2 separate regions of the Homo sapiens genome follow, and region 1 is linked to region 2. Evidence: chromatin loops called from intact Hi-C (ENCODE). Cell type or tissue: sigmoid colon. All regions are shown on one strand. Links, peaks and the distances in the headings refer to the core of each region. The heading gives the core; the rest is flanking DNA.

The links. Hi-C counts contacts between places; a loop is a spot of excess contacts. Peaks named below come from ENCODE experiments on the same cell type or tissue, not always from the same donor. Only the 100,000 strongest peaks of a DNase experiment are listed, where the experiment ranks them.
Region 1: a loop joins it to region 2, with 2.2 times the contacts of the local background. A loop is called at or near these places in 2 of 110 quality-filtered maps.

What each region holds. Positions count from the first base shown.
Region 1 is chr2:170,500,225-170,512,096 of GRCh38, reverse strand. It overlaps MYO3B (myosin IIIB), which reads right to left. Exons shown (of 35, transcript NM_138995.5): 28 at 10,232-10,312. Among named protein-coding and RNA genes, the nearest start is that of MYO3B-AS1, 160 kb to the right of the region's middle. In sigmoid colon, for the core only: no CTCF peak of the experiment used is centred there; a DNase peak (open chromatin) is centred at 5,976; H3K4me3 peaks cover 731 bases; H3K27ac peaks cover 379 bases.
Region 2 is chr2:170,591,196-170,603,067 of GRCh38, reverse strand. The region is part of intron 32 of MYO3B (myosin IIIB); the gene reads right to left. It also overlaps the pseudogene HMGB1P4. Among named protein-coding and RNA genes, the nearest start is that of LINC01124, 120 kb to the left of the region's middle. In sigmoid colon, for the core only: no CTCF peak of the experiment used is centred there; DNase peaks (open chromatin) are centred at 4,777 and 5,697.

The DNA.
Region 1 (11,872 bases), core at 1,424-9,423, 91 kb after region 2:
GAGTTCAAAGAAAATCTTCCCTGGTAAGTGTTTTCCCCAACCTGGAAGCCAAGGAGGGAAGTTTTCCATTATCCTAGAAATCAGTTTCTTGCTTGTCCTGAAACAGCATTGTCTGGGGAATTCCCCTTCCTTCTGATCATCTAGGGACCGTCAATCCATTATTTTCTGACTCCCACCAGCTTCAGGATTTCTTTCTTAAAATTTATGTCCTGCCTGCTTCTGGTAGCTTCATAGACTGCTTCTTGTGGCTGTGTTAAGTGGCCCAGTTTTGTATTCCTTTCAAGCCTGGGCCAGAGTGGTCAGTTTGATTCCATGTAAGACTGCTCCGTCTTGATGGGAAAAAATATTTTGTGGGTACCCCAAAAGAATCTAGCAGACTGTTCTGCACAGACAGGATGTTGAGAAAATGTTTAGAAGGAACGACAGCAAATAAGGATTAGGAAGTCTGGATTATATGAGATTTCCTAGCTTCTATCTGTAAAATGAAGCAAGATTCCTAGCCTACTTCTCAGGGTTACTATAATGATAATTACAGGAAGTAAGGTGTGTGAAAGTGCTTTGAATAGACTATAAATTGCTATGCAAAAGTATAAAATAACTATACCTGTCAGCTAATCAAAAAGAAAACAACTTCCACCTCTAGGATCATTCCTGCTCCTACAGTTCTGGTTTCCTGTGAAGCAAAGTTATTTACTTTACTATACATTTTACTCAAAAGGAAAATGCTCTAAGGCTGGGCGCGGTGGCTCACGCCTGTAATCCTAGCACTTTGGGAAGCCGAGGCAGGCGGATCACGAGGTCAGGAGATCGAGACCATCCTAGCTAACACGGTGAAACCCCGTCTCTACTAAAAATACAAAAAAAAAAAAATTAGCTGGGCGTGGTGGCGGGCGCCTGTAGTCCCAGCTACTTGGGAGTCTGAGGCAGGAGAATGGCATGAACCTGGGAGGCGGAGTTTGCAGTGAGCTGAGATCGCACCACTGCACTCCAGCCTAGGCGACAGAGTGAGACTCCGTCTCAAAAAAAAAAAAAAAACAAAAGGAAAATGCTCTAAATGTTTATAGCAGCTTTATTCATAATCACCAAGAACTGGAAACAATCCAATTGTCCTTCAGCTGGTAAATGAATAAAATTGTGGTACATCTATACACTGAAATTCTGCTCAGCAATGAAAATAAATGAACTACTAAAAAACGCAACACGCAGATGAATCTCAGAAGCATTATGCTAAGTGAAAAAAGCCAGACTCAAAAGTTTCACGCTGTATGACTCCATTTACAGTGTCAAGACTATAAGGACAAGACTCTGGAAGAGGTAAGACTATAGGACAGAAAACCCATTAGTGGTTATCAGGGGCTGAGGGTGAGGGGGGTGGATGTCAAGAAGGGCATAAGGGAACTTTTTGGAGTTCTTCTTTGTGCCTTCACATGGCATGTTTATAAGGACACCAGTCATTGGCTTCAGGACCCACCTTCATCCAGTATGACCTCATTTTTAATTAACTACATCTGCAAAAATCCTGTTTCCAACTAAAGTCACATTCTGAGGTTCTGAATGGACATGAATTTTGGGATATCACTAGTCAAACTGACACACCCCCCTTAAAAGTTTCAGGTGCTTTCATATCTTTAATCTCTTTTTATTCTTACTTTCTGTATTAGAATGCAAGCTCCTTGGAGGAAGGACCTGTGTCTCCTTGTTCTTTTTCTTGATTATGGAGGGGATCTAGTGTTCTCAAACTGAATTTTACTGTATGTAAATTATACTTAATAGACTTTTAAGAATTTACTAGAATTTTAAAAAATAAGGCCTCCTTTTCTTCAAACTGGATCTATTCCTAGAAAGCAGGATCCAATTTGCTTCTAATCCATCAGAGGAAAGAGTCTGATGGGGAGAGTCTTGCTGCTGATGAGGGACTTTTCACAACCATTTGCATCACTGACCATAGCTGGTTTTGACACTAAGCACTTGGCTCAAAGTCTATGAAATTAGCAGGCTCTAGTTACTTGTACATCTCAACTGTCACAACTTTATTGACGAGAATGGCTACCAGCTGTCACCCTTGCCTCTGCTTCTGTATTTGGTGATTCAGACTTCATGGCCACAGCAAATCAAACCGTGATCCTGCTATGGCTCATCGTGTTGAGGTTTGAACTCCCGGCCAAACGGCTGTCGTTCAGCTGTTAGGCTGCCCATCACCCGTCACTGTGGGTTAAACATGATAGGTACACCAAGATCTTCCAACTCTTCAGACATCTGAAAGGCAACTTGCTTTCCACACCAGAAGGCAACAAATCTGGTGATATTTAGCTCCTAGATTTTAGAATTTCTGGCTTTACAGAAGCAGGGTGACAATGGAACTTGCTATCTTTCAGAACAAGTTGCAAAAGGGCCTCAAACTAGTGAGGGGGACAAATGATGTCAGGAGCACACCTAAGTCTTAACAATTTTGAGCTTCCTGAAAATTTTATATACACAAATGAATCAAGGTTTCAGCATGAATGGAGCACAGCTCTTCACAAAAAACAAAAACAAAACCACTTGAAATCTCTTACATGTTATTGTTGTATTCTATTTTTTCCCTGTCAAATAAACAAGACGTAAGTTAAGACTTGGAAAATTCTTTTTACAAAGATTTTACTGTAATCTAATTTGAGATTTGACAGGTACTATTTTTCTCCAGAAATGAAAGAAATTGTTTCATCTTTTTGAAGTTATAGCATTTTGTTTTTGTTTTTTTGAGACAGGGTCTCACCGTGTCACCCAGATTGGAGTGCAGTGGTGCGATCTTGGCTCACTGCAACCTATGCCTCCTGGGTTCATGCAATCCTCCCTGCTCAGCCTCCCAAGTACCTGGGATTACAGGCATGCGCCACCATGTCCAGCTAATTTTTGTGTTTTTAGTAGAGACAGGATTTTGCCATGTTGGCCAGGCTGGTCTCAAACTCCTGACCTCAAGTGATCCACCCGCCTCGGCCTCCCAAAGTGCGGGGATTATATGCTTGAGCCACTGTGCCCGGCCTGAAGTTACAGCATTATTATGTCCTCCATAGAAGAGTATTTCACAGACTTTTTTCCCCCCCAGTGAAGTTGACATTTAGGAAGGGAGTACAGAGAGGGAAGTAACATTTCATTTAGTGAATACGTACCATGAGCCAGGTACTGTGCAGGATGCTTTGCATATATTACCTGCTATCATTTTCATAGCAGTCCTGAGGATTAGGCCTTAATGAGTCCCATTTTACAGCTGAGGAAACTAAGGCTCAGAAGTTAAGTACTTTTCCCCAAACTACATGGCAAATGGCAGCATAGCCATCATTTAACATTCATTGTTTGACTCTAAACTCCACATGCCTAGGACAGTATTTCAACTCTTTCCAAAGCTTTGACTGGTACCTTATTTCCAATGTGTCATATTCAAGATGGAAACCAATGGCAGGGCATGGTCTACTGAAAAGAGCACTGAGTGAAGGCTCTGAAGAGGGCTCTGAAACCAGTGTTTAAACTTGCAGAACACATAAGGGAGACACAACTTATTTAACTCTCTGTGCTCCTGGTTCCTCTGTTAAGAGGTAAAACAAAGCCTGCCTTTCTATTTCCAAGAGTCTTTTGAAGAAAAATAGCATGATCATTCTTGCCACAGCCCAGTTAGCTTTCCCCTAAACGTTTCTTTACTATTGTGTAGTTACAGTCTAAACAACTAATAAAAGTTATAAAATGTGATAACATATTTTATGATTCTACATGAAATTGTTTTAAAGACATAGAGTAAAGGCAACTCAAGTGTGTAATCGATCATAATAATGTTGTTTCATTCTGTGTTGAGGTGGCAAAGATACCTTTTCAGGCACCACTTCTTTGCAGCTAGACTCTGGAATGCTAAACAAGGTTCATAATGGAGAAAACTGATTCCAGATTGTAGGCTCTAACCCTGGCGTCCTCTGAAGTTATAATATCGAGTCCTAGGGGTACCTACTGTTGCACAAAAGTTTCATCTTAAGCATACTTGTGCCATGCCGGTATGATATTGGGCACAAGTGGACCTCCAGCCCACAATGACTTTGCAGCTTCCTCTCTGTGCATTAGGTAAACAGTATTCTGCCCTCTGGCTTATTTAATCCTAGCATGGGCAATAATTTTATTCCATAGCAAAGGAGATTCCTGTGCATTCCAAGCTATGCCATGACAAAAATTCTATCGTTTGTGCCAAAGAGAGATTTGGCAGAGCTCATTTCTTGTCAGAAACCTCGAAACCACAGGCCATCCTGTCTCTGTACTACACCACTTGCTCTAAGCCTTGTCACAGACAAGGTATGTTTTCCTCAAGTAAACCACAATGCTTTCCCCCTAGACATTTCCCCCTACAAGATATGTTAAGCCTGCAGCTGTCAGAAATCAGCCCCAGGCCAGGCACAGTAGCTCACGCCTGTAATCCCAGCACTTTGGGAGGCTGAGGCGTGCGGATCACTTGAGGTCAGGAGTTTGAGACCAGCCTGACCAATGTGGTGAAACCCCATCTCTACTAATAAAAGAGCTGGGTGTGGTGGTGCATGTCTGTAATCCTAGCTACTTGGGAGGCTGAGGCAGGAGAATCCCTTGAACTCAGGAAGGGGAGATTGCAGTGAGCCAAGAACGCACCATTGCACCCCAGCCTGGGTGACAGAGTGAGACTCCATCTCAAAAAAAAGAAAAAGAAAAAGAAAGAAAGAAAGCCCCACTTTCTCAAGTATGGGAGAGCTAGGGAAACCAAGATAGCATGAGAGTGAAGTGAGCAGGACCCCTCGCCTAGGACTGAAGGGCATCCTGTCTTGTGTTAAACAAAGGTTTAGAAGATGGGGGGGTAGGCGGATGGGGAGGGCTAGTTTGCAGTTCACAGTGCATCTCAAGCTCAGGTGCACCAGGTAAATTATTTCCCCCAGATGTTTTATTGCTATTCTGTGGATATGTGGATACGGAAAACACCAGGAAAAGAGAAGCAGCTGCCTCCTGCCCTACGGCCAAGAAGAGTTTGGATCTTGTCTTCTCTCACACCTGTGCTTCCTCTGATAAAGACAGTGAGTTTGAAGAATTTAGCTTTTGTGTGAAATGACCAGGGATCTAAGAAATAGAAATGAAATGAGTGAAGAAAAAGTGAAATAGAGGTAGAACTACAAATAGAGACACAGAAAAGAGTGACAGAGGGCATGCTTGTTTTCCTTCTGTTTGTTCAAAATGGACCTTTTCTTTCAATGGTGCATTTACTTACAGTCCCCCTCTTGTTTGGCTTGGGATCAACAATCTACTTATGTACAGCTTTAGCAGGATGAAAAATATCTACTACAGTCATTTTTACCTTCAAGAAGCATGGGTCATTTCAATGCATACACTTGGCTGTGTTTTATAATAATTTGTACTCTTTGTATTGTTTTAGATTTTACAGAGCTCCATTCCAAAGAGCGTTGGCAAAATACAGAGTACTTGATTTATTCAAACAGCATCCCTTTGAGGGAAAGCATATTTTAGAGTGCTCTGTATTGGAGTTGGATAATTTGAAGCCCCAAATTAAATCTCATTGTTTACCGTGGGAGCCCCAGCATAAAGTAGGTGCTTAACAAATAGTAGTTAAGTAAGTGAATGAAAGAAATATCCCAGTTTAAATATAGTTGTCCTGCACACGTAGGCAAATAGCGGGAAATTTAGTTCTAGGAAATTACAACCACCTAATCATTGCCAACCCACTGATGATGCTAAAGGAAACAGCCTTTTAAACAGCCTTTTGAAAAGGCTAGGAGAAAACCTTGCACTGAAAGAGTTTAAAAGTTCAGGCAGTTTTATACACCAAAAACTTGGTTCTGTTACAAAGTAGGGTCAGGCTGTCTGGATACGATGTTTGCTTTCTCTTCTGGTAGCAGCATTTAAAGCAACTCTGCTCTGCATGCATCACATGATGTGCCCAGTGGTTCCCAGCTGCAGTGGCTTAAAATGCCTGTTCACAGGCTCAAGGAAGGCACCCTGCCAGCCTCGTCAGAGTCTCTGCTGATGCTGGGAAAAGCACTCTCCCCAAAGAGCATCAGAAGAGAAATGGCCGTCACTGTTAGAGCTATTGTTATCTTGTGATAACATCTGTGTTTTTGGCAGGGCCAAGGAGGGGAGTATGTAGGAAGCTGATCCAACAACAGAGAGAAAGAGAAAATAACAATTTCCACAGCACTGAAGCAATTAGATGAAAATGTCCTGTAAACTAGCGTCTCTTCCGACTCCTGTGCGTGTGTGTGGGGAGAAGCAGTGAGGTGCTGGAAGACCACTCCTCCTGGGAGAAGGTTCCAGCCCCTAGGGCTCCACTGTCACCTATTCAAAGGGCATTTCTCCTTTGAGAGAGGGAGGCCCACAACTTTGCTCTCATCTAAAACACATATCCTGAATTAGAGGGGCAGTTTTAAAGCCAGAGCTTTAGAAAAATTAATGAATGAGATATTACATGTAGGTCTTTAATAAAGTTCCCTGCAGTTAGTTTGTTTTGATAATTTTCACTGAGGAATGTAAGCTTTTTTTGGTTGAATAAATGTAGTTAGGTCCAATTTCTGAAACATAAGGTAATTTAAAAATATAACAGATTAGTAATGGAATCAAGGTCACTGTTAGTTTTTACTTAGAATACACCATCTATTTGAACACTAATATGTACAATTTTTTTCGGATTTTAACAAAGTATGTATTTTAATTATTTGGCATTTAAAGGAATGTGTTTTCCTGTGGCAAGAACCCATTGTCAGAATTAACCAGTACAAAAAACAATGAAACATGCCACTTCTTGCCAAGGTGATATGCAGAGTTGCTTCCCACCTCCCTCAGCCCCGCAGAAAAGAAACTGATAGACAATACCTTTGCTCAGGCTCCTTTACTTTCTCTTCCTCTCCCCTCTCCCCTCTCCCCCCTACATCTCATAAAGGCCCTTTATTGACTGTGCAGTGTTATACACATAGGAAATGTATCCTTGTGTACCCAGGGTATTTTTTTTCCGTTTGTTTTCTCTTCCAGCATTTGATTACTGGCTGGTGAACTGTTTGGGCCCGCAGAGATCTCTAGACCACCAGCTCATGTATTTGAAAGGCATCTGTTTATTTTGAAAATGCAAATGTGGCCTACCTCAAAGACTGACAGGCAAGAAATGACCCACTGAGTTGGGGGAGAGGTTTCCAATCTGGAGCCCTGTCCCTCCCTCGATCACACCAAGACCACTGGCTGTCAGAATCACTGAAACCTGCTCCTGGAATCTGAATGAAGGGCCCACAATTAAAAACGAGCAATAATTAGCCAGGCAGATTATTTCTCACCCAGTTGAAAGTAATGATGAGGACATTTACCAAGGACTCTGAGGCTTTGAAATGGTGGCTCCTAGACCGAGGGCTGCCTGGAGGAGGGCCCGATAACAAGGACACAGAGTTCCTAATGGTGGCCGCCCAGTCCTTATGAGGAGAAAGCCTGGGAAGGTTAATACCCTGACTTTGATCTCTGTCAAGGCATACCAGCAAGAATTAATTTACATTTCAGATGAAAAAGGTTGACAGCATGAAAAGGCATCTTGTTTCTGGTATGTGAATGTGCCGTAATAGATCGGGAATTCTGAAAGGAAGTTCTGAGGAAGCTAAAGGGATAAGCCGCACGGCTGCTTTTATTGGGAAGGAGATGAAAGGAAAACAAATTTCAATATGTGCTGCCCTGTAGCAACATGTAGGCCAAATGCTTCCTAAATTTCAAGGGCCGCTCTTTTAAAAATATATAACATATCTTAGCAACACCACTTAAGAAAATACTATGGGCCAGAACTAGAAATACAAATGCATTCCACAGAATCTAAATTTCAAATGAAATGATTTGTTGAAAAAATAATAAATTAGAGAATAACCTTAGAAAACAACCGGAAATGGTTGTGCTGTGACAACATCCCTAAGCCACTTCCTGCAGGCTCCTAAAGCGGGGAGCCACTGTATCTGGGTCTGGTTCTACTAGGAAATGTCCTAGTGGGACGAAGAGAGGCTTGTAATGAGATTATGTTTGGGGAAGATCACAACCCCAAACAGAAACGTCGGAATGAGTTGCTTTGCTTCTTAGATAAACGCAATTATGCCTTCAAATCTAAAGATAAGGAAAATATTCCCAAGTAAAAGTAAACTGCCCATAAAATTGCAAAGATTGCTACCCTATTCATGCATCTTTACCACCAACACAAAACCAGCGCACCAATTCCTGTCCACGGTGTTGGCTAAAGGGCAGATGCTGTCTGCCTTTGCTCTGGCTGCCACACTACTTCTAAGAGGGCAGAGGTGGTGTTGGTGCCACCTTCATGCCCATCTAAGCCCCTGCAGACTCAGTTAATGGAAGTTCCCAACATCACTTGATAGGCAAGAACACTTTGGCTGCAAGGCTAAGAAAGGGGAGGTGCTTGCAAGGCTAAAAAAAAAAAAGGACGGCACCCTTAAAGAAATGTGTTTTCTAAAGTCCTGCTGGGTGCTTGCAAGGCTAAAAAAAAGGAAGGCACCTTAATGTGTTTTCTAAAGTCCTGCTGGGTGCTTGCAAGGCTAAAAAAAAGGAAGGCACCTTAATGTGTTTTCTAAAGTCCTGCTGGGTGCTTGCAAGGCTAAAAAAAAAAAAAAAAAAGGGAGACACCCTTAAAGAAACATGCTTTTTAAAGTTTCGCTGAGCAACATTATCCTTCCATGGTAGCTACCCCATAGGTGCTCCACTGAAAAGATACAATTATTACTATCCTGATCCATGATGATGAAGCAGACCCATTTCTGTTTTACAGCAGTATTCACTTGGCATTAACAGAGTGCAAGACAGGGAGCACTCAAAAGATGACTTTCACTTAGGGAAAATTGGATTTATGATTCCTGTATACTGAACTCAGTGGATCAACAATAAATAAGCTCAAGCAAGTTTAAATTTTAAAACACATGTTGGCCTTTGTACCAAACTGCAAGATCAGAAATCAGTTTGGTACCCTGTTTTAATGAGAGATTGTGTGCGTGTTGGGAGGCAGGCAAGTAGGGAACAAATGATGCACTTTGAGTTCTCTCTTAAGCTGTAACAAGAATTGCATCCCTCTTCCTGGGGCTTTGAAGTTGTAGAGCTTAGAATTCCTAGGAGATGGTGTTAAAAGTTAACATTTGCATTTTAATAGCACTCTTTCCGCCCAACTATTTTCGTTTTGAATGAAGACATCAGGCTTCTACAGTGGTCTAAGAGTTCTGAGAAGTTTACTTGGAGCCAGGTTCCGAGGAGGGACTTCTTTCAAGAGGTTGCAGCTGTTTTATTTAAGAGTTTCCTTCAAGCTCAGCTGTATGTGAAATCCTATCACTCTCTCTGCTGCTGAGTCTACCAGCCTGGCTATTTCTCTCATTCTGTCTCTAATTTCTTGTGGCTCCTGGAGCTCAGGGGCCTGTTTCTTCCAGAGCCTCGAGTAGGAATATGCAGCTTCAAATGAGGGAAGGAGCCCAGCCTGGCACCCGCACCCACAGTGGACACTGCCATTTGCAGAAGAGCAGAGTGACTGAAGAGCCAGAGAGGGGACGGATGAGTCAGAAACCAGAGCTTACACCTCTCAGGCTGCCAATAGCAAGCCGAGCCATAAAAGCCACCATGTGCTCATGCCATGGGGCCCAGAGGACCATGATAGCCACATATAAGCCTGGATTTGGGAAACAGTTTGCTGGGAAACTCCCTGAGTGATTCCTCCTCTGTGATGCTAAGAAACAGGTCTTGCATATAATTAGAGAATTCCAAAATGGGAAGGCACCTTCTGGACCTTTTTAACCAGCGCTCTCATTTAACAGACGAGGGACATATGACTCCGAGAGGGAAAGGGTTTTGTTCAGGTGGCAGTATGCGATGCTGACTCTATCCAAACGGCCTGTGTTCAAATGCTGGCTCTGCAACTGATGAACTGTGTGATGGTGGACAAGTCCCTTCACTTCTCAGTGCCTCAGTTTCCTCCTCTATAATATCAGGTATACAAGAGAACCCAGTCAGAGCATCCTTAGCCAAGTGTGGCAAACAGCAAATGCTCATGCTCACCGTTAGCATCATAGTTATCACACAAGGAGGGTCAGAACACTAGGACTCCTGTCTCCCAGAACTCTTGACTCATTCCAGTGCTCCTGAATTATTAACCTTTCAGCTTTTCTACATTCACAGAAGTTAGTCACAGAATATTTTCAAGTGGACACTGTGAAAATGATGTTTTAATTACCTGCTTGATTATGAGCAGCAGACTCATTCCTTCTGTTGCTTATTTTCTTAAATTTCCTCCGAGCATCATATCCTCTCCAGGCTAAAAATATAAAACCATGTGCTAGGAATGACATTAATTTAAGAACGTGCCAGAGAATTGATATAAGCTGTTTTCCCCTCCAGCCTATTGCCCGTCTCATCCTCCCTCCTGCTTTCTCACTGAACAAAATAAGCAGAGGTATGTGATCTATGGCGAGAAGAGAGGCCTCTCTGTTCTCACAGCTTGGCTTTAAAGATGCTTCTGAGGGGTTGCTTTTGTTCAGGCAGTGATTTCCAGAACACTCTGGGTTCCACTGATGAATCACATGGGACCCCTACTCCAGGTGAGATGGTTTCCTGTCATTCTAATCCCTGGAGAAAGCCCTGTCTTCAAGACTCGGGGATATGATACAGGTGGAAGGGTTTGGCAGGGATGGTAGAAAGGAACTGGAATAGCCTGACCCTTTCAAAATCTGTTATTTGGGAGAAAAATATAAACAGGAAAGTTGAAGAAGAGAAAGAGCGGAGTTAAGGGAAATGATAAGTAGCACAACACTGTCATTTGCTGTGAGTGAATTCTGTGCCGAGAGGTATGCTGAGGGAGAGGAAAGATGTGCAGTGGGAAGGGAAAAGGCAGGGAAGAAAGGTGAAGAAAAAGAGAGAAAAGAGGAAGGGACTCTCTGGGGCAAAGGTGGTAAGCCCTTTAGATACAAAACTGGGGCATTAAGCCACCCACGAGGAGCATAATGTCTTTGTTCCTCCCGTCTCAGCATCACAACTCTCGAAGTTGCTGGGTGAGCTCATGAAGTCCAAAATAGACTGAGCCACATGAGGATTCTGGGTTATGAGAGCATAAGGGAAATCATCCACTTTGTTCAAGATCTGGTGCTTTCATAATCATTTGTCTATTGCACAGGAACTTAAATGTTGTGTGTAACACTAATAACACATATACGTAAACAAAGAGGCACTGACTAGGCAGGGCACATGAAAGAGATTAGCAACCTCTTCCCTTGGTTTATAAGTTCCATCTGGACTAGAAAAGCCTTCTGGAAATGGCGTTAGTAACTCTGGTACTGAACACCTGACCACAGACCTGAAGTGTATATTATCTCAGTCATTCTGGGAGATGCGGCACATATCTGTGTGACTGGGGCTTTACATCACTGGTCCATTTATACCGCCACTATCTATCCTGTCACTCATGTTGTAAAGACTTGTTTGCTTACCTGCAAGTCAGGGACCATGGCAGTTGTTGGGGCTCAGATAATAATTCTCCAAAATATGCTGCTTTGACTTCAAACTTAGAGCACCTGGGTAGCAGCAAATGCAGGGAAGGGCTTTCTCTGAACTCTCCCTATCTATTAAAGGCAAACTCCTCCAGAAGATATTCAACTGTGTGAATCCCTTCCCCAGATATCTCCTCAACCAGGAGAAACTGATGCATACCCCAGGAAGAAAGACTGGAGTAAATATCACCCAGAGGTCAGATGAACTTTGTCCCAGGCTATTGCCTGTTCCTTAGGCCCATTCATTTCCCTCGTAAACCTTTGAATCTTCCCTTAAAACTATCTACATCCTCCACTTCCCTCTCCCCTATGAAGAGGGTATTTAAGCTTCA
Region 2 (11,872 bases), core at 1,199-9,198:
AGACAGAGTTTCGCTCTTGTTGCCCAGGCTGGAGTGCAATGGTGCGATCTTGGCTTACTGCAACCTCTGCCTCCCAGGTTCAAGTGATTCTCCTGCCTCAGCCTCCTGAGTAGCTGGGACTACACGCACATGCACCACCATGCCTGGCTAATCTTATATTTTTAGTAGAGACAGGGTTTCTCCATGTTGATCAGGCTGGTCTCAAACTCCCGACCTCAGGTGATCTACCTGCCTTGGCCTCCCAAAGTGCTGGGACTACAGGTGTGAGTCACTGCGCCTGGCAGAAGTCATTCTTAAAGATTTTGTCTTTTATCCCATGGGCTCTGGGGAGACGCTGGAGCTTCTGATCAGGAGGATGACATATAGTAATTGGCAGTGGCATGCAGAATAATTTAGAGGAGAGAGGGAAAGAAGAGAATCAAAAAGGACATTATAATAGTCCAACTGAGGTGAGGAAAGCCTTGGCTGGAATGGGAACAGCAGAAGCAAAAAGTAAAAAGGACCTAAGAGTGAATTTAACTTTTTTTCCTGCCCTAGCACACTTGAGAAGACAAATCCTATTAACAGTGATTCACTCTGCATTCAAAACTTTGTTATAAGTGCAGCAGAAAACCCAAATTAAAAGGCTAAGCTATTAAAGTATATTGCTACAAATCATTAAACTATATAAAAACAAGGAAGGTTAATGTTACAGAGTGGAGAGGGTGAGGAGGCTATGCCCGGCTCCCACTCTCACAGCCACTGCAGTACATTGAGCTCCACAGAGACAGTGCCGGGGCAAGTGAGAGCCGGACGGGCACTGGGTGACTGTGTGCCTCGCTGAGGAAAAATAACTCAACATGGGCAAAGGAGACCCTAAGAAGCCGAGAGGCAAAATGTCATCATATGCATTTTTTGTGCAAACTTGTCGGGAGGAGTGTAAGAAGAAGCACCCAGATGCCTCAGTCAACTTCTCAGAGTTTTCTAAGAAGTGCTCAGAGAGGTGGAAGGCCATGTCTGCTAAAGATAAAGGAAAATTTGAAGATATGGCAAAGGTGGACAAAGACCGTTATGAAAGAGAAATGAAAACCTATATCCCTCCTAAAGGGGAGACAAAAAAGAAGTTCGAGGATTCCAATGCACCCAAGAGGCCTCCTTCGGCCTTTTTGCTGTTCTGCTCTGAGTATTGCCCAAAAATCAAAGGAGAGCATCCTGGCCTGCCTATTAGCGATGTTGCAAAGAAACTGGTAGAGATGTGGAATAACACTTTTGCAGATGACAAGCAGCTTTGTGAAAAGAAGGCTGCAAAGCTGAAGGAAAAATACAAAAAGGATACAGCTACATATCGAGCTAAAGGAAAGCCTGATGCAGCAAAAAAGGGAGTTGTCAAGGCTGAAAAAAGCAAGAAAAAGAAGGAAGAGGAGGACAGAAGATGAAGAGGATTATGAGGAGGAAGATGAAGAAGATGATGATGAATAAGTTGGTTCTAGCCTAGTTTTTTTCCTTGTCTATAAAGCATTTAACCCCCCTGTACACAACTCACTCCTTTTAAATAAAAAAATTAAAATGTAAGGCTGTGTAAGATTTGTTTTTACACTGTACAGTGTCTTTTTTTGTACAGTTAACACACTACCAAATGTGTCTTTAGATAGCCCTGTCCTGGTGGTATTTTCAATAGCCACTAACCTTGCCTGGTACAGTATGGGGGTTATAAACTGGCATGGAAATTTAAAGCAGGTTCTTGTTGGTGCACAGCACAAATTAGTTATATATGGGGATGGTAGTTTTTCATCTTTAGTTGTCTCTGATGCAGCTTATATGAAATAATTGTTGTTCTGTTAACTGAATACCACTCTGTAATTACAAAATAAAAAGTGGCAGCTGTTTTGTTGACATTCTGAATGCTTCGAAGTAAATACAATTTTTTTATTAGTATTGTTGTCGTTTTCATAGGTCTGAAATTTTTCTTCTTGAGGGGAAGCTTTTGCCCATTTTGAATCACATGAATTATTACAGTGTTTATCCTTTCATATAGTTAGCTAATAAAAAGCTTTTGTCTATGCACCCTGCATATCATAATGGGGGTAAAGTTAAGTTGAGACAGTTTTCATCTGTAACTGAAAATCCAAAATCTTGATCAGTTAAGAAATTTCGCATAGCCCACTTATATTTACAAACTGATAAGTAATCAATCTACTCACAGCATGGGATTATTAGAAGCAAACATTTTCAAAGTCTGTCCTTAAAGGACTAATAGAAAAGTATGCTTTATCCTTTACATGAGGACTCTATTCTTTAACTCCCATTACCATGTAATGGCAGTGATATTTTGCAGTTCCCACATTAAAGAAGACCTGAGAATGTATCACCAAAAGCATGAGCTTAGAATATAAGACTGCCAAATTAAATTTTTTGTGGACATTAGTCTCAGTGAAGACTATGAAAATGCTGGCTATAGATGTCTTTTCCCATTTATCTAAATATGGACTGCTCAGGAAATGAGACTTTCCATTAAAAGTATTTTTAATTAATTGGGCCAGCTTTTAAAATAGGGTATATTTTCCCATATTATGGTTTGCCCCTTTATAAATCCAAGTAGATCAGAGGAAGGAAGACACTTAAACTTTGCATTTCAGTATGAATTATTCAATTTATTTGAATGATTTTTCTTTACAAAACCCAAACTCATTCATTAGTCACGTTTATCTGCCTAGCAGTTTAGGGAACAATTTGGCAATTTTGTGGTTTTCGAGATTATTGTTTTCTTGAAGTGCCAGTATTCTAAAATAGCGTTCTTATAATTTTACGTGCTTTTGTGATGGAGTGTTGTTTTGTTATGTAATTTTGACTTGGATTATTTCCATTTGGATTTGTTTATGTAATTTCAGGAGGAATACTGAACATCTGAGTCCTAGAAGATACTAATAAACTAATAATTGCAGAGTTAAAAAAAAACAACAACAACAAGGAAGGGCTTATCTTCAGAGTTCTCTATTGTTTACATCCAGTGGACCATTTTTGCATTCCTTCATTAGTGCCTTCCCAGAGCCATCACTGCCATAAGAAGCAAGGCAAGATCTCCAGGAAGGGAAAATAATCAACAATTATGGCTGACTTATGAATTTAATAATTTTTTCTAGATAAATCCTAGATAAAGATAAACATTTTAAGGATATTTGTATTAAATCTAAATATTAAAAAATTTAAAAAATGATAAAAGCAAATATGGGTGAATATTTAATCACAAGGTGGGAAAGATTTTTCTAAGCCTGAGACTAAGGGCAAGCACTCTAAAATATTGAGCTGAACACATCAAAAAGAACTTTTTTTGTTGTTTTTCTGAGACGGAGTTTCACTCTGTCACCCAGGCTAGAGTGCAGTGGCACAATCTCGGCTCACTACAACCTCCACCTCCCAGGTTCAAGCAATTCTCCTGCCTCAGCCTCCCAAGTAGCTGGGATTACAGGCGCCCGCCACCATGCCTGGCTAAGTTTTTGTATTTTTAGTAGAGATGGGGTTTCACCATGTTGGCCAGGCTAGTCACTAACTCCTGACCTCAAATGATCCGCCTGCCTTGGCCTCCCAAATTGCTGGGATTACGGCAAAAAAACCCTTTTAACGGTAAAAACAAACAAATGATAAATAGAAAGAAAATACTTGTAACAGCTATATTTGACAACAGATTACTGTGCCTAATATGTAAAGAGCTACTACAAATCTTGGGGAGTAATAGATTTTCTACCCAGAGCTCTCTTTGGAAAATAAAACAGATTGTATACACCTTCTGAAATGCCTCTCCTTTGATGTAACTGCCTGGAGTATTGTCAAATGGGTGCTACCAGTACGAACAGTATTCTATGCTTTAGCTTGATGTAGTCCTTACTACTGGGTGGTACAGAGATAGAGAATGACTAGGAACACAATGAGGAGTGAGGGAGAATGTCTTGTAGGGTGAAATGAAGACAGGATGGGTGGAAACACTGAAGAAAATGAACAGAGAAACACAAAAGCTATTTTTCAAGCCATACAGCACTCTGAGAAGTATGTATCTAACACACTGGGCCTGACCTGCAGTAGGCACTTCATTAAATGTGCATTGAATTTAAACAGAGGCATGAAAGGACTTGAGGCAAAGAGGAAGGACCTATTTCTAATAATAATTGTAATTAGAATTACAATAATGGTTAACTATAGTTTTATAGCTTACGAGGTACTAGATTCTTAGCTTAGCTCTGGACATGGGTAATTTCATTTAATTCCCGTAACAACTCTGAAAGATTTGTACTGTTATTACCATTTTATAGATTCTGAAACTGAAGCCCAGGACCCCTTAACCCAAGTTCACATAACTAGGAAATGGCTTGTTCATACAAATTTGGGCCATGTAAGTCCAGAGCCCACATCCTTACAACTACACTCTGTGTCCTTACTGCCATCCCTCACCAGCAGGTAGACCACATGTGGTCTCAATGGACTCGGGTCTGTGGCCTGTAGCCATAGCATGGTTCTTAGTATAAAGGCTGCAGTTCTGAATTTCCACACAGGATAGCTGGATTCCCCAAGGGCCATGAAGTGTCAGACTAAGCTGGAAGGCTGAGAGATTCAAAAAGGAAAAGTTGCACACAAAATAAATGATCTTTTCGGCCTTCTAATCATTCTAATCGTAGTTTCCAGTGACCAAACTGCACTCTGTTTATTCAGATGGAGGCAGGCCATGGTGCCAAGCACTGTGCATTGCAGGGGAATTCGTTCGTGAGGCCCTTTGATGTCTCATGAATCCCAGGAACAGCCGGCTGAAGCAGGCAGAGCTGCTTTGTGTTTATGCCTCTAAACAGAACCATTTGAATACACAGACCAAAAGACCTGGTCCAGGAGCACTGCGTTTTCTCCAATAGAGTGATTCATTGCTAATGTCTTCATTTTGGACACTGCAGTTGAATGTGAAACCATATGCTTTAAATTAAAAGCACACTAAGCAAATCACAAGTTTCTCAAGATGGTGCTTAAAGTCTGTTTTGGGATCTGTTCGTTGCCAAAAGACCCATATGATCCTGTAATTAAACAACAGATATTTTCTGGAAAATTAATCATTTTAGCTGTCCCCAAATGCTATAATTATGATGTTTAGGTGCTATGTTGAGAAATAGGTTGCACAACTAGACCCTTTGACCCTTTTAGAATTGTTTGTTCCCTACTCTGATATTGTCCTGATCTTTCTCTAGCCATCTTATTCTAATTCATTGTATTAGAATGTGAAGCTTTTTAGTTAAGTGAGCAATAAACAGCAGAATACAGAGCCAAAAATGTTGGCAACAGAGGCACTAATAATAGATATTATTATATCTACTTGTCCAGAAGATTCATTCGCCTTGAGGATAATACCACAATCATTTAGGGTTCATGACTGTAGTCATCAGAAACTGAGACCATCTTTTCTTTTTTTTCCCCTAACCACTAGACAGGGTGGGAACAACTGAGACCATCTTATGCAAAAAGGAAATTCACTGGAAGGAAGTCAGGGAATCATAGAATTGATGGGAGGGTTGAGAACCCAGCATGGACAATAGGCAGGATCCAGGGGTACTCTGGAGGGCCAGGCAATACAAACAGGCCTTGCTGCTGTTGTTCTCCAACCTCCACAGCTCCTTGCTTGGTTGGCTGAAGAGTCTGGGAGGAGCACCAGCTCGGCAGGGCTTCTTTTTTTTTTTTTTTTTTTCTTTTGAGATGGAGTCTCCCTTTGTTGCTCAAGCTGGAGTGCAGTGGCGCAATCTCGGCTCACTGCAACTGCCTCCTGGGCTCAAGCGATTCTCCTGCTTCAGCCTCCTGAGTAGCTGGGATTACAGGTGTGCCACCATGCCCGGCTAATTTTGTTTGTATTTTAGTAGAGCCGAGGTTTCACCACGTTGGCCAGGCTGCTCTCGAGGCAGGGTCTCTTTCAAGGGTTTGTTCCATGGTGGCTCCGTAGTGGGAGAGAGACAACATGGAGCCTACTTCCCACCTAGACAGTGAGATTTCCCAAAGAAGACAGGGATGCTGAGAGTAGGGCAAGGTAAATGTTGGACAGCTCAGAATTCTGGCACTACATCCCTGAAACGGAGATTCCCCACCCCAGCCATATTTTCCCGCCTAAGCAGAAAAATGTGTAGACAGAAAACCAACTTCATGAGGGTCAAGAAGAGGTGAAGATAGTACACCTAGTTAGAAGGGGCTAGGCTGCTCAAAGAGACTCCTTTTCTGAAGGAATCTAAGCCTATTTTACAGGCCTGTGGCTGGTGACCATGTGCGTTAAGAACAATGGCTTCTTTCACCTAATTCAGCTTGGAGGTTGCTTTCTACAAAATGCACCATTTCTTATCCCCTTAAAGGGCCTTCTCTAGGCCCTGGGGGGGCAGCGGGAGGTTTCTAGGGTAGTGGTGGTTTGGGGGCAGAGGGTGGAAAAAGAACAGAGGAAGAGATGCCTATTTAAATGAGTTGTTCTTCCCCCTATAAACCTCATGGGTGGGAGAAAACATGTAGTCAGAATTAAGGAATTTCATGGCCAAATCAAGTCCAATTATGAATGTGTGGTAATGTGTAGGTATGTAGAACAGTTAGAAACATCGTTCTGCACGGTTTACGTTGTACTCTGAGGCCCAGATAAACTCAGGTAAAAGCCAGCTCTGGTGAGGAGAAAGCAGAGGGGCTGGAAATGGTAACAGTCAAACAGGGACCACCTACCAGGTAAGGGACTCACGGACCAGTCCTCTCCAGGGCCTCTACCTGAAGCGACAGCTTTTGGGGGAGTTCAGGTAGGGGTGCCCCTCAGAAAGGTTGTGATGGGACTTGAATTATTTGTTGTATTACAACAAACCCAGCCAGAATCACAAACAGGCTAATTAGTACTTCAAATTTTTTTTCCTTTTGGCCAGAAATTAACTTACTCTGTGTGGTAACATTGACTGTATCATGCTCTTGGGTTAAGCCCTAATGGCAACCATTCCTATAATTAATGAAGTGGGAAAGTTAATTTTATTAAACAAATCCTACCCTTGGGAGAAGACATCCATTTCAAAATATAGCATCAACAAGAGAGAGAATAATAAAAGGTGTAATAGATGGTGAAAATGTTGAAAACACCTGGATTCAGGTATTTTGACTGTAAAAGGTCCTCACTAAGATGCAACTACATTTGGGAGGGTGGATTCCTTAGCAACCGCAACCACAGAAGCCTCATTCATTAGTTAGGCTGGCTGAGCAAGGAGAAAGGTTGGTTGGAATAACAGTGAGAAGAGAAGCCTACGAAGGCACAGATGGCATGCTCTTTGGAGCTGGAGGACCTTGGATAGCTCGGAATACCCTTAAAGCACTCAGAAGCCAGGCATGGTGGCTCACACCTATAATCCCAGCACCTTGGGAGGCCAAGGCAGGAGGACTGCTTGAGCCCAGGGTTCAAGACTAGCCTGGGCAACATGACGAGACCCCATCTCTACAAAACGTACAAAAATTAGCCAGTCGTGGTGGTGCGTGTACCTGGTCCCAGCTACTCAGGAGGCTGAAGTGGGAGGATTGCTTGAATCTGGGGGTTCAAGGCTGCAGTGAGCCATGTTCATGCCGCTGCACTCCAGCCTGAGTAACAGAGTGAGACTCTGTCTCATAAAACAAAAACAAAAACAAGCACTTAGAGAATAACAGTAAACAAGAAGAGGGGCAAAATGAAGATGCAGCACAGACATGAGGCTAATAATGGCTTCTACCTCGTAATTCAGTCTTCCTCATCTAAGGCTGCACCAGACAACTTATGTCTCCAGTGCCCACAAGATTCCCATCAATCATCTGGCCGTCTTTAGTTAAGGCAGTAGTGCAAGAACTATCATTTTTGGAACACCCCCTACCTGGTGTGATTGGCATGTACTACCTTTACTCCTCACCACAACCCTGCAAAACGATGGTTACCGTTCCTATTTTACAGAAATCAAAACTTAGGTTTGTGGGGGGGTAAGTAACTTACTTGCCTGAGATCCCATGGCTCGATGTCAGAGCCAGATGTGATCATCAGGCTCCAGAGCCCATGTCTATGTCCCTCTCCTGCACAGGTTCTTTCTCAGAAGCCTGGGGCACGACACTGTCCTTAGATCCTCTTCACACCACAAATTCAGCTGGGTCAAGAGCAGCCAATGAGGATTTAATGATTACCTTCTGTACCTGGTAGTTGCCGCCTTCAGGAAAGTAGAGAGGAAAGTGATAGCAACAAGTGTGTGTGTGTGTGTGTGTGTGTGTGTGTGCGCGCGCTGGGAAAGAGTGCATACTCATTGGGCAGATTGGAACAACCAGAGAAAAGCAAGGTAGGAAAGGCTGCAAGGAGGAGGTGGTGACTGGAATATAGATGGGATTGGGATTTGCACACAAAGGGTAAGTCTTAGCTTGAAGCACAGTCTACCTCAACACATCTGCTACTGGGTGGGATGTTCAGGCCCTGCCAGCCTCAGGCAATGAATTCACAGTACAAAGTTAGCCATCATGTTCCTCTCTCCCTTGAAACCTGTGGTAAAATTCCTATTTGCTATTAGAAAATTTGTTAGATGTCTGTTAGCTGCAAATGACAGAAACCACTGCAAATGTGTTTACCCAACATAGGAAACACTGGCTTACTAGAAGAGCTGGCTTCAGGTATTCCAGGGACTAAAATCATGTAACCTGTATCTTCTGTCTCCTGCTGTCCCCTGCAAGCCTAGAGTCTCTCCTCTCCTCATCTCTCATCTCCGCTCTCTTCTCCCTAGCTTCGCCATGCACTGACGATACTTTTTTTTAACTTCGTACAGCCTTCCTCTACTTGGCCATGGCGGTGGTGGTAGAAATGACAGGGCAGGAGGATGGGATTTGGAGGTCAAGAGGTAGCCATATATAAAGTCTCAGAGAGGCCTAACTTGAGGCATTTGTCCTACTCTGGACCAATTACAGTGATCAGGGAGATAGTTGATTCGGATAGATGAGCTTGGGTCACATACCCAAAGTTCTGGCCAGGGTTTAGTGTAATATGCCTGACGGCCCCATCAGAACCATAAACAGTGTGTATGTTAGGGTATAATTTTCCAAAGGAAGGAAGGTAACATGATCAAAGTGGATGAGAAGGAATGCTGGGCTGACACCACTAACAGTTGGTGACAGTGTCTTTATGAATATCAGAATGTACAATATCAGCGAGCCCCAAGAAATAACATAGATTCTCTAGGAAAAATGTTTGGATGTTTCATGATATAGGAAAATCTTGCAGTTGCTCCTGACTAATGACTACTAAGGTGCACATCATAGAGAGCTGGAAACAAAACAGTGGAAGGCCAAGGCTGCATTCATGTTCAAGTGTATAGAGCTCATTTATTTTAAGATGTGCAGTTCTCTTTTAATTACTTATGATGTCTCACAGCATACTATAAGTAGATCCCAGTATGTATTGTGAATAATAACAACATCTTAGGACTAACAGACCTCATTTGGGTCTTTGTTCTCCAGCTCTTGCTAAGAGGCAGGAGAGAGCCAGTGTTAGCTGATATTCAGATCTGCTTATCAGCTTGGTGATGTAGCTTTTCTGTGCTGATGTATACAAGGGGCTATGCACCTTGCAATCAACTGACTTAGGTAAACTCTATGAACCTGGGTAAGTTGTTTTGGGTCACTGCACCTTGGTTTTCTTATTTATAAAATGGAGATGCGGCCAGGCATGCTGGCTCATGCCTGCAACCCCAGCACTTTGGAAAGCCAAGGTGGGAGGATCGCGTGAGCCCAGGAGTTCAAGACCAGCCTGGGCAACATAGCGAGACCTTGTCCCTACAAAAAATAATTTAAAAAAATTAGCCAAGTGTGGTGGCAAGCTCAGGTAGTCCCAGTCACTTGGGATGCTGAGGTGGGGGGATCGCTTGAGTTCAGGAATTTGAGGTTGCAGTGATCTATGATCATGCCACTACACTCCACCCTGGGCAACAGAGCAAGACTGGCTCACTCTCTCTCTCTCTTTCTAGAAATCTATCTCCTCCTCTCGCTATAGACAGACAGATCTATGTACAGAAAGAGATGTAAATAGATTTATCTAGAGATCTATGTATCTATGTATCCATCTATCTATCTACCTATTTAGGTATATAATCTCTATCTATAGATATATATCTATATATAGATCTAGATATCTAGATATCTATATATATCTATCTCATAAAACAGATATAGATATATCTGTCTATATATCTATATGTATCTATATCTATCTATATGGATAGACAGAGAGAAAGAGATGTAAGAGATGGTAAGACCCCCTAGAGTTGGTGAGTGATTCATTCATTAATGTATTCCAACAGTCAGAAATATTTATTGAGCATCTACCATGGCCATGTGATGGGCACCAAGGATACTTCACTAAAGAGAATGTACATGATCCCTGCCCTGCCCTCATGAACCTTATGGTCAGTGAAGGGGACAGATGAAAGGAAAGGAAATTCAAACAGCACCCAGGGACAGGGCCTGGTACACAGTAAGTGTTCAATAAATGTGAATTGCCTTATCTTCTCTTTGCCGGCCAATTCATTCACTCATTTTGTTTTAACCTAGAAATGGTGGCAAGGCTCTTAATTTCTCTAAGCTGTGGTTTTCTCATGGGTTTATTGAGGTGTTTGGGGAGGCTTTCTAATCTTTCTTCTTGCCCCAAAATTCTGCAAATCTTTATTTCTCTTTCCTCTTCACCCAGGGTGTAGGGAATGGTCTTATTAAAGAGAAACTTTCACTTGAATCCTATGTCTTTGAAGAACAGCCTCATTAGTATTGCCAGGTTGGCCCTTTACCACCAACTTCACAATAATATAAAGCTTTTTAGGGATATTTCTACCCTGCCACGCCTGAAACATCCTCAAAAAGTACCTCTATCAACAGAATGGCACATACGAGAACAATTTTAGTGATATGGTTATGGTGAGGGCTTTGGCTCAGGTAGATCTGGTTGGAATCCCAGCACTGGGTATGGGATTTTGGGCAAATGATTTAACCTCTTCATACCTCACTTTCCACATTGTAGGTGGGAATTAAAAAATCAACTTCAACAGAATTATTGTGGGAATTGAATAAGATAATGTGTATAAGATAATGCTTGGTATGGAGTACGTGTTTAATAATGGAATATACTGCCTTGAGTTGAGAAGCAACTGCATGTTTATTGCAAAATGGTTGAACTTCTGGAAGTAAACATTTGCAGCTGGTTCTAGATTTCTACGACCAAGTTTAATGTGTTTTTAAGTTCAATACGTAATACTGGTGCATTCTGTATATACATTATTCTTTTGGCAGAAGTATGGGGGAAGAGACATTAAGAAAGTTAACCAGGAAAGGTAGTGGCCTTGGGCCAATCACATGCTCTGGGCTTTAGTTCCTAACCCCTGAAACAAGAGGGTTGGAATAGATAATCACTAAAATCCTTTTTAATTCTAAAGTTCTATGATTGCAGGGCTGAAAATCTGTGGGAGAATTTTCCACAAAAGAAAAAAAAAAGTCTTTGTCCTGCTCTGCTGCACCCTCCCTTTCTACACTAGACCTGCCAACTGATGACTGTGTTAGCCACCCTTTGCTGTCACTAACCTCTTTGTCATTAACCTCACATTTTCACAGAAAATCTCTTTTGTCCATTGAATGTGAAAAGGTGTGGTTTACAACCCTGACATCTCTTTGATTTTTAATTTTTGATCTCAGAGAAAGTAGTTTGAACTCATTTAGCATGATCATGAGAAATACTAGAGGGTCTATGAACCTTTAATACAGACACCCAAGAGTTTTAGGCCTCCTGGAAATGAGATGAGCCTTTGTGAAGGTCTGAAGTTGCAGACACATATTGATACTGTACAATCTCTTAAGTCCACAGGAATCCGCTGATGCTCAAAGG